Regions from separate parts of the Homo sapiens genome. Here region 2 is linked to region 1. Evidence: read pairs that join two places in POLR2A ChIA-PET (ENCODE). Cell type or tissue: A673. All regions are shown on one strand. Links, peaks and the distances in the headings refer to the core of each region. The heading gives the core; the rest is flanking DNA.

Region 1 (5,341 bases), core at 324-5,323:
CCGCTGGATGGGCCCCCAGGCTGAGGAAAGCCCAGTTCAGAGAATCCCCGGGAAAGCGGGGCAGAGCTCTGGGGTCTGATTACATGGACCAATCAGTTTTTGGATTATTTATGCAGTTGCAATTGGATTTTCTGTTACATGCAATCAGATTACTAACATAGGCTTAGCTATTTCCTGAATTATTACTGTATTCCCTGAGATTTTTACAAGCACGTATTCATGCATTACTTGTGTAATTTAAAACCTTTTATGTTCAAAGCAAATAAGAAACACGATGGGGGAAAGAATTCAAAAAGATGACTTCAGTGATTTAGTGTAACAGGTAACATTTCAATAAATTCAATGTCTTACTCTGTTCAGGCTGCCATAACAACATACAATAAACTAGGATGGCTTATAAACAGCAGAAATTTATTTATCATTTCTGGAGGGTGTAAGTCTGAGTCAAGGCTTCAGCAGGTTGAGTACCTTGGTCTTGCTGTGCCCTCACGTGGGGGAAGGGGCAAGGGAGATCTCTGGGGCCCTTTTTTATAAGGGCACTAATCCCTTTTGTGGGGACTCCAGCCACATGACCTAATCACCTCCCAAAGGCCCCACCTCCCAAAACCATCACATTAGGGTCATGGAACAGCTGCTAGGTAACACAGTCAAGAGAAGGGCCACCTGTTTACCGTCCCTCCAGACAGCACCGTGCGCCTGCTATGCCCCCGGCACTTCACGCATACTCACCCTGAACCCTCATATGGAAACCAAGACATCAAGAACTCCCCTAATTGGCCCAACATCAAGCAAATGAGCGCCAAGGCTGGGATTCGAACCCAGGTAGCTTGGCTTAGGACTCAATACTGCCCAGTGCTCCTTCCCAACTTCTTAATTCTAACAAGTTTACTACTTACTCTGCAGCAGTTGTTTTAACAATGGTTGGCTGAAAATATGGGTTCCAAAAGGCCTTCCGCAGACAGAGTGAACATTTCTGTCATCTGTTTTTTACTGAACCAATTCTTGAACGTGCAAAGCCGTGATGGTCTTACTCATACAAAAGTATAAAAGGATCACAAAATTATAACCCTGAGAGAGTGGCTAAGCAAAACAGAATGTTCAGTCAGTTTGTCGCTTTCCTAAATACCTGACATGATATATTTTCAAGGTCAATACTTCTATTTGGAGATTTATGTTGGAAAAAAAAACCTTGACATAAGGAGTCTGAATATTTGCTGATACTCTGATACAGGACAATTTTTCTTCAAATTCTTTAGCATAATCTTGGTAAAAGGAACAGTAAGTTTTCTAATAAAATACATCTCACTTTATCTTAAATTGTTGGAGACATGTGGAGTGTTTCAACCTGTTAACAAGACACTGTCCTCGGCCACCTAATGGGCTGTCTTATTTTCAAAGGCTGGCTTTATTCTGTAGGGCTTAGTAGGCCCCAGAGCACTAATGGGTGAGAAAGACAGAGAAATGGATTTAGCTCAACCCAAGAAATGCTGTGGCCTACGAGAGAAGACCCTGAGGGTGGAGGGGGGTGAAGAATGACAGAAAGTGTCCCACAGCTGGGGGCCTCAACCATGGGCTGGGTCATCTCCCAGTTGCGACTAAAAGCAGCGGAGTGACTGGACTAGACAAGAGATGAACTAATTTTAAGGCCCTCCAAGCAAGGTTCCATGATTCTATTTTTGAACAAAAAAGTCAAAGGAAATGTATAATTTATCTAAGATTTGCTTTACAGAAAATTTTGCAGAAATAATAATTCTTTAAGCCTATTAACAAAAGAAAGCTGCAATCCACTATGAGGCAGTTCATGTTTGAAAACACGGGATTAGAGAGGGCACCGTCTTCAAGCCTAGGAATGCAAGTGCTTGCCCATAGGCCATACATTCATTTCTCTTCAATGGCTTTTGGTAAAACGGGCTTTCAAATGGACGATAAAAACATCCGAGATTACAAACTGGGAAGTCATCTCAGCCTGTTCAATAATGCATAAAGTATTTGCTATAATTCGTGTATAATGTCGAGGCAGTAATGAAAATTAATGCTTCAGATTGGGAGCTCTTTCATGGTGAAAACTAACATCAAATGCATAATCATGGGTATGGAAGCCTCCCCGGTGCTCCTGCCAGAGTATCTGTCCGTGAAAAGCCTTCGCAGTCGGGGGTGGGGGCAGGGAGTGAAGGTCAACGAGAAAGCACAAAAAAGGATCCAGATGTTATCCAGATTCTCTAGGTAGAAAGCAAGGTTTAGTCACCCCCTAAGATGACTAGGCAACTAACTCCACATTTCTAGCATAGACACTGTCCTCCCTTCATTAGAAGGCACATATTTGAGAAGTAAAGCAAATGAACCCTCCCACAGTTCTGCACCACCAAGTTTAAAGGCCAAGTCTAAAGAAGTACTCAGTACACCCCCTGCCATGTCATCGCCGGCTTAACGTTATACCCATTCAGCCTGGCTCTCCTCCAGGTCCTTCCTGTGGTCTCTACCTTCCCTCTGACACACACACACACACACACACACACACACACACACACACACACACACACACACACACACCCCTGCCCTCTGCTGCTCTCTCCCAGCACCCAGTCATATGACAATACTACCCACTGTAGGTGGGGTCAAAAGAAAACCCATACATTAGTGTTCATCAAGTTTCCTACTGTGGAAATTTGCAGAAAAGGAACTACTACACGTAAAGACTAGTCAAAAGACAGAAAGTCCCAGTCTTTTTCTGTTTTAACTTAAAAGACAAGAACACACAGGCCAAGAATGTTAAGAAGTTGAATGAACTCTTCTAATCAAGGAAACAAGTTGCCTTCTCTAGCCCTCAGAGAGCAAACTTAAAATTCAAGAGTTTAAAAACAAAAAGACTGGATAAATGCATCTGAATATAAGAATACTGAGGAATCAGCCTTTAACAGTGTATACATTTTTTAAATAAACACAGCATTACTGTAGCAGTTTGAACCACAGTACTGTATTTACAAGTTAAAAAGAGACACTCCTGTTCCTGGCACCCCAATGCCTTAAGGCTTTAGACAGAAGGGTTCCCAAACTGGTCTTTCCCCAGACTTCCCCTTTGCCACTGGCTTTGTTCAAGGGCTGGCTTCTCAGCGAGGCCTACAGGCAGTTTCCCAATGGTGCAAGCACTCAGGAGGGAGCTGAGGCAGCATCAGCACAGTGACATAACCATTTGCCTCAGCCCAGCAACCCGCCCTGCAGGGCTCCATCCCAACAGGCCCGTCGGAAAGGCCACAGACAGGCTATCTGTGCACAACTACTGGAAACAGTAAAACACAAAACAACTCAAATTCCACCAGGAGGGGACTGGCAGAATAAACCACGGAATATCGACATCATGGAATGAGAATGATCTCAACATACTCCTAGCGTGGAGTGGAGTCCGGGGGAAAGTGAGGTGGGACAGTGTGTGCAGCTGGCAATGTCTAAGCTAAGAAAGGGAAATACAAATATGTTTGGATGTTTTTCACGTGGAAGGAAAACCATAAAAACTGTGATGGAGTACTCAGGAAGGGAGGAGTTAGCATGGAGAGGACAGAACATACACAAGGCTTCTTTAAATAGACCTCATTTTGTAGATTTAATTTTGGAAGTAAATATTTTATATAGTTATAAAGCAATTAGATTTTTTCAAGGTTTTCCCTAAAAATAATCAGGAAAAATAAAACAAGTGAACTTAAATGTATACATATACATTTAGTGGTATAATCTCAGAGAGAGGAGCTATGACAAGTAACTTTAAAACTACAGTAATTTGACTGTTCATTCCTTATGGGATACATCCAAATGCCAATAAGAACTGTCAAAAACAGTTCTAGACCTGTGTTCACTAGTCCTGTTGTTGATGGTGGAGTTAATAGTGTTATTCAGAGTCTATGTAATGAGGGATAAAGCAACTGAAAGCAAGTGAGCAATCGTGTGATGTTCTATTCAGTGGCCCCTGGCCCTTCAGCATCAGCACCACCTGGGCATTTGTTAGAAATGCTCATTCTCAGGCCCCACCCAGACCTGTTCAATCAGAAATGGGGAATGGACCCAGCCATCTGTGTGTCCACAAGCCCTCCAGGTGACTGAAGCAGCATGAGCTGGGGAACCTCTAACTCTAGCCTCCTCAAGTACCCATGAGAATTAGGATTTTCAGTGTGGAAAAGAGAAAACACAGAGGATGGAGCTGTTAATTAAAACCCTGCAGCCCTGAGTTTTCATCAAAAAGAGTGAACTTATGATGTATTTTATCTTAAAAATACAAAAAACAAAGAACAATTCCTAGGCTGGTGCGGTGGCTCACGCCTGTAATCCCAATGCTTTGGGAGGCCAAGGTGGGTGGATCACCTGAGGTCGGGAATTTGAGACCAGCTTGGCCAACACGGTGAAACCCTGTCTCTACTAAAAATATAAAAATTAGCCAGATGTGATGGCATGCACCTGTAATCCCAGCTACTCACTACTCGGGAGGCTGAGGCACAAGAATCTCTTGAACCTGAGAGGCAGAGGTTGCAGTGGGCTGAGATCGTGCCATTGCACTACAGCATGGGCAACAGAGTAAGAGCCTGTCTCAAAACAAAACAAAACAAAAACAAAAAACAAACAAACAAAAATGCCTAGCTATTCCTAGCTCTGCCTATTGAAAAGGCCTCACAGCAACTAGGAGCCCAAGCTTGCAGACTATGGTCTTGAAATACTATTTTTCACTAAAAGGAATCAGGGCTCCTTGGCAATTGCTAAGTGCAGATCAGGGCATTAAATGTTCAAAATGAGCCCGGAACATCTTGTCAGGCTAGATAGGAAAGAATCTGACAAAGATGCCTCTATCTTAGACCCCAACATGAAAGAGACTCTCCCTGGCCAAAGGGAGAACAACCTGCTCACCAACGAGGCAACAATGCAATGGACTGTAACACATCAAGTATGTTCATAATGATTAAGTTCACAGCCATACTAAACGAACAACAAAAACACGCCAACCGATCACCTCTGAAAGATGCCAGTGAACCAACTCACTTTGAAAATGGTTACATAGGCCGGGCGCGGTGGCTCACATCTGTAATCCCAGCACTTTGGGAGGCTGAGGCGGGAGGATCACGACGAGGTCAGGAGATCGAGACCATCCTGGCTAACACGGTGAAACCCCATCTCTACTAAAAATACAAAAAATTAGCCCGGCGTGGTGGCGGGCACCTGTAGTCCCAGCTACTCGGGAGGCTGAGGCAGGGGAATGGCGTGAACCCGGGAGGTGGAACTTGCAGTGAGCCAAGATGGAGCCACTGCACTCCAGCATGGGCGACAGAGCAAGACTCTGTCTCAAAAAAAAAAAAAAAAAAAA
Region 2 (5,412 bases), core at 282-5,281, 250 kb after region 1:
AGAACAGGTCCAGGCGATGCTGAGGCCTGTGTTTTTTTTTTTTGTTTTTGAGACTCAGTCTCACTCTTGCCCAGGGTGGAGTGCAGTGGCACAATCTCGGCCCACTGCAACCTCCGCTTCCCAGGTTCAAGGGATTCTCCTGCCTTAGCCTCCCGAGTAGCTGGGATTGCAGGTGCTCGCCACCACGCCCAGCTAATTTTTGTATTTTTAGTAGAAACGGGGTTTTGCCATTTGGCTAGGCTGGTCTCAAACTCCTGACCTCAAGTGATCCGCCCACCTCAGCCTCCCAAAGTTCTGGGATTACATCCTTGAGCCACCGTACCCAGCTGGAACTGTTTTTTTCTACTTTATTATTAGGCTGACAGTTTAAATGTCCCTTCAGTTGTAAGAGACAATTGTGTGAAGAGCCAGTGTCAGAATCGTGTGTGTGCTCACATGCGTGCAAGTTACTCTAGCAGGAGGGAATCCAAGAAGCCACTGAGACATCCTCATTCTGTCCCTTCTGTCTAGGTGAGGTCCCAGCTTGAAGAGAAAGAAAACAAGAAGTTCCCTGTGTTTAAGGCCGTGTCATTCAAGAGCCAGGTGGTCGCGGGGACAAACTACTTCATCAAGGTAGAGTGTGGGCCTCAGGAGGGCCTGCCCCGAACGGGTGCTGGTAGGAAACCGCCTGTGCAGGCCCGGGCTGTGTGGTCTTAGGTGCTGGGGCGCCCTGTGGCTGCCCCCTGAGATAAGCATCCTACTGTGTGTGTCCATCGGCCTTTCAGGAGGACTAGGGCTTCTGGGGAGCTAAGAACCCCAAGGAAACAAGTGTGGGATGTGAGGCATCCCCTGCACATGCAGGAGAAGACAAGATTGTCTTCAGCTGGCTGCTAATGACCTGGAGGGGCGCAGCAAGGTGACTTGGGATCAGAGGCTTCGCTCACTCCGCTCTCTTCCCAGGTGCACGTCGGCGACGAGGACTTCGTACACCTGCGAGTGTTCCAATCTCTCCCTCATGAAAACAAGCCCTTGACCTTATCTAACTACCAGACCAACAAAGCCAAGCATGATGAGCTGACCTATTTCTGATCCTGACTTTGGACAAGGCCCTTCAGCCAGAAGACTGACAAAGTCATCCTCCGTCTACCAGAGCGTGCACTTGTGATCCTAAAATAAGCTTCATCTCCGGGCTGTGCCCCTTGGGGTGGAAGGGGCAGGATTCTGCAGCTGCTTTTGCATTTCTCTTCCTAAATTTCATTGTGTTGATTTCTTTCCTTCCCAATAGGTGATCTTAATTACTTTCAGAATATTTTCAAAATAGATATATTTTTAAAATCCTTACAGATTGCCTCCTTTGTTTTAGACTTTTTTCTTCGTCTGAACCACCCCGGGCAGGTCCTTCCCCTCGGGGGCATGGAGGGCGGAGAGACTGCCTGGCTCACACAGCAAGCAGGTGGTGGACCCAGGATTCACACCTGCCCACTCCGGCCCGCGTTCCTAACCACCACTCTTTACATGTTGGTGCTTTGACTCTTAGGTCCTGGCCCCAAGCTTCAGTTTCTCCCATAAAATAAAAGAGTGTGAGTAAATCCAATTCCAGAGCATAACTGGCTCCAGATCTCAGATACATTCACGCACTTTATGCTCTGGTACGGAGAGGCAGCCACACAGTGTCGTGCACGTGCAGAATAGCCTGCAGCCTCACTGAGTGCCCTGTGGTGCGGGAGGCTTCCCATGGAGCCACGTGGGCTTCTAAAGGGAGGTATCTTAGGAGAGCGTGGCTGTTTTTAAAAACACCTTCTAGTTTTCAACAGGGATTACTTCCCATTCATGGAATTGGTCCGGTGCCTTCCCAACTGTGATTCTATGTTAAATAGGACAGAAGAGGGAGCATCATACATGATAAGAGCTAAGACTGGGGGTGAAAGTCTCTGTGCACCGGGGTCATGATGTGAACGTGTTCCTGAGGGTGTCCTGAGCTGCGCTTTGCCTCCGAGGCGTCCGGCAGCGTATGCCAGAACTGCAGCTGCAGGGTTCAGGCTGTCCAGATCGTGGGGGATCTGTGAAGACTAAGGAGGGATCTACCAGTGAGTCCACAGAGCTTTGAAAGTGATGTTAGGAAATTCTGAATCAGGCCGGGCGCGGTGGCTCACACCTAGAATCCCAACACTTTGGGAGGCCAAGGTGGGTGGATCACTCTGAGGTCAGGAGTTCTAGGCCAGCCTGACCCACATGGTGAAACCCTGTCTCTACTAATAATAAAAAAATTAGCTGGGCGTTGTGGCAGGCGCCTGTAATCCCAGCTACTTGGGAGGCTGAGACGGGAGGATCACTTGGACTCGGGAGGTGGTGGGTGCAGTGAGCCGAGATCGTACCTCTGCACTCCAGCCTGGGTGGGTGACAGAGTGAGATCCTATCTCAAAAAAAAACCAAAAAGAAAACTGAATCATGGACTGTGTGTATTCTACACTCTTAACATGAACTCTGAGACTAAGCTTTTATAACATGCAAAACAGAATCAAGCAGTTTTGCATTGAAAGGAAAACCCGTTGTATTTCCCACTTGAGAATTTCCAGCGGAAGGCAGGTGGGGGAGGGGCTGTTTAGGGGACCACGCAGCGGGAGAGCCATCCCCAACAGGAAGGGAGCGGTTGTCTGCAGGAGCAGTGACCAGGAACTCCTATGGGGCACCTGGGTTGGGGGAAGCTGGATTTAGGGTTAGAAGCTTGTGTGTAAACAGGAAATATCAGTGTAAAACAGAAAATAAAATATGTAATTAATGCTGTGGTCTGGTTTAAATACAAGTTGACAAAGGGATCAAAATTACAGGCTCACGCCTGTAATCCCAACACTTTGGGAGGCTGAGGTGGGTGGATCACTTGAGGTCAGGAGTTCCGGGACCAGCCTGACCAACATGGTGAAACCCCATCCCTACTGAAAAAAATAAAATAAAATACAAAAAACTAGCCAGGCAGGTGCCTGTAATCCCAGCTACTCAGGAGGCTGAGGCAAGAGAATAGCTTGAACCCAGGAGGCAGAGGAGGTTGCAGTGAGCCGAGATTGCACCACTACACTCCAGCCTGGGCAACAGAGTAAGACTCCGTTTCTCTCTCTCTCTCTATATATATATATAATTTATATGAAGTTGTCAATTTCATCCACACGCTGTCTGCTTCCTTAGGAGCATCAACAGCAGCAGCTTGGAAATCTGATGAATTTCACTACCCGCTGACAAAAGTCCCTTGTTACCGAACCCCCCGCTGGTTTAACCGAACCCCCCGCTGGTTTAACCCTGCCCTCTGAGAGTGCATTAGGAGCTCTGATATGGTGTGGCTGTGTCTCCACCCAAATTTCATCTTGAATTATAGCTCCCATAATCCCGTGTCATGGGAGGGACCTGGTGGGAGGTCATTGAATCATGGAGGTGGTTACCCTCATGCTGTTCTCGTGATAGTGAGTGAATCCTCATGAGATCTGATGGTTTCATAAGGGGCTTTCCCCGCTTTTGCTGGCACGTCTCCTTCCTGCCACCATGTGAAGAAGGATGTGTTTCCTTCCCCTTCTGCCATGATTGTGTTTCCTGAGGCCTCCCTAGCCATGCTGAACTGTGAGTCAATTAAACCTCTTTCCTTTATAAATTATCCAGTCATGGATATGTCTTTATTAGCAGCATGAGAATGGACTAATACAGGAGCTCAAAGTGGATGAGGCACGTAGTAGGGGAAGAATGAAGTCAGCTCGGACTCCCGTGGGGCTCACAGCATGGGGGCGGTGACTGTCACTGTCACGGATGTGAAATTGTACCAAGTGCCCTAAGGGAGGGTCCTGCTGGGGGTAAACGGGGATCTGACAGAGGTGCAGAAGGCTTCTGGGCAGAGGCCATGGCCAAGTTCAGACCTGAGGCTTGAGGAGGAGGAGCTAGAGGCTGAGGTGGGTGAGACCGTCCTGGCGCCAGCAGCAGAGAGTGGGGAGTCCAGGTTGGGCAAGAGCATGGCGCATTCTGGGAGGCGGCTGAATGCCTCATAGCCACGACGTCACGGCAGCTGCCCTGGAGGGGCCCTGAGTCCTGGGACAGAGCAGGAGCAGAGCCCCTGGTGTGCCCAGCAGTCTGGAGGGCGGGACGGGCTACCCTGAATGAATTAAGACGCTGGATCTCCAGGACACTGATGGCTTAGGTCCTTCCCCATCCTGGAACATGAACCAGAAAACAGAGGCCTACGTGCTGGGACCTGCCATGAGCCACTTCCCCTCCAGACCCCTGAGAGCCAGAAAGAAAACGTGGAGGTCTTACTCATGGTTCGTTCAGGCATGTTTCCCCAAAACTGCCTCGGCAATGTTAAAAATGGCTTGAGCTTTGGGAGGCCGAGGTGGGAGGATCACTTGAGCTCAGGAGTTTGAGACCAGCCTAGGCAACAGAGTGAGACCCCTATCTCTACAAAAAATAAAAAATTAGCCAGGTTTGGCGACACACACTTGTAGTCCCAGCTACTTGGTAGGCTGAGGTGGGAGGATCATATCATTTGAGCCGGGAGGTCGAGGCTGCAGTGAGCCATCATCACACCACTGAACTCTGGCCTGGGTGACAGAGAGAGATCCTGTCTTGAAGATAATAATAATAATAAATAAATAAATGAAAACGGCAAGGGGAGCCAGGGCAGCAGAGGCCTACAACCCCCTCCAGGGGCAGCCCCTCTCCTGCAGTCCGCCCTACAGCCTGGGCGCCTGCTCAAGTCACAGGTAGGACGGGAAGGTGGAGGGGTGGGTGCGCAAAGTCCAGAACGTGCAGGAGCCCAGGACGGCCTGGCCTGAGCTCCCCGTTTGTAACGCGGGCCCCGTCCTGAAAGGGAACACCGCTTCCACACGCTGGACACCAAACGCTGCTTGAGTTGCTCCTGTGAGTGCTGCCTGTTTCCACTGGGGCCCTGGCTGATGGAAATGCACTCAACAGATGCTAGGCAAGGAACCGCCCCACGCTGAGAGCGCAGACCCTCACTCTGAAGCTCCTGAGGCAGGCATGCTCCCTGGGCTGAGCAGGCAGCTGCGGGTCCCCAGCCAGCTGTCACTCACTCTCGAGTGACAGTGTCATCTTGGTTGGGTCTCCTACCCTCCACCCCGAATTCTCAGCGAGCATCACTTTTCCCAAAGCTGGTAGGGTTTTTTTTTGTTTTTTTGTTTGTTTGTTTTTGAGATGGAATTTCACTCTTGTCACCTGGGCTGGAGTGCAATGGTGCTATCTTGGCTCACTGCAACCTCCACCTCCCGGGTTGAAGTGATTCTCCTGCCTCAGCCTCCTGAGTAGCTGGGATTACAGGTGCCTGCCACCATGCCTGGCTAATTTTTGTATTTTTAGTAGAGACCGGGTTTCACCATGTTGGCCAGGCCAGTCTCGAACTCCTGACCTCAGGTGATCCACCCCCTTCAGCCTCTCAAAGTG

Evidence for each region. ChIA-PET counts read pairs that join two places held together with the same protein. Peaks named below come from ENCODE experiments on the same cell type or tissue, not always from the same donor. Only the 100,000 strongest peaks of a DNase experiment are listed, where the experiment ranks them.
Region 2: POLR2A ChIA-PET joins it to region 1 with 11 read pairs; 4 of 35 experiments call an interaction of 5 or more read pairs at or near these places.

The regions. Positions count from the first base shown.
Region 1 is chr21:44,023,031-44,028,371 of GRCh38, reverse strand. All of the region lies in intron 1 of TRAPPC10 (trafficking protein particle complex subunit 10), which reads right to left. Among named protein-coding and RNA genes, the nearest start is that of TRAPPC10, 13 kb to the right of the region's middle. In A673, for the core only: no CTCF peak of the experiment used is centred there; no DNase peak of the experiment used is centred there; H3K27ac peaks cover 3,226 bases.
Region 2 is chr21:43,769,858-43,775,269 of GRCh38, reverse strand. It overlaps CSTB (cystatin B), which reads left to right. Exons shown (of 3, transcript NM_000100.4): 2 at 511-612; 3 at 940-1,320. The coding sequence ends at 1,068. Among named protein-coding and RNA genes, the nearest start is that of CSTB, 3.7 kb to the left of the region's middle. RefSeq lists enhancers at 3,476-4,397, 4,398-5,320. In A673, for the core only: no CTCF peak of the experiment used is centred there; a DNase peak (open chromatin) is centred at 3,369; H3K27ac peaks cover 2,401 bases.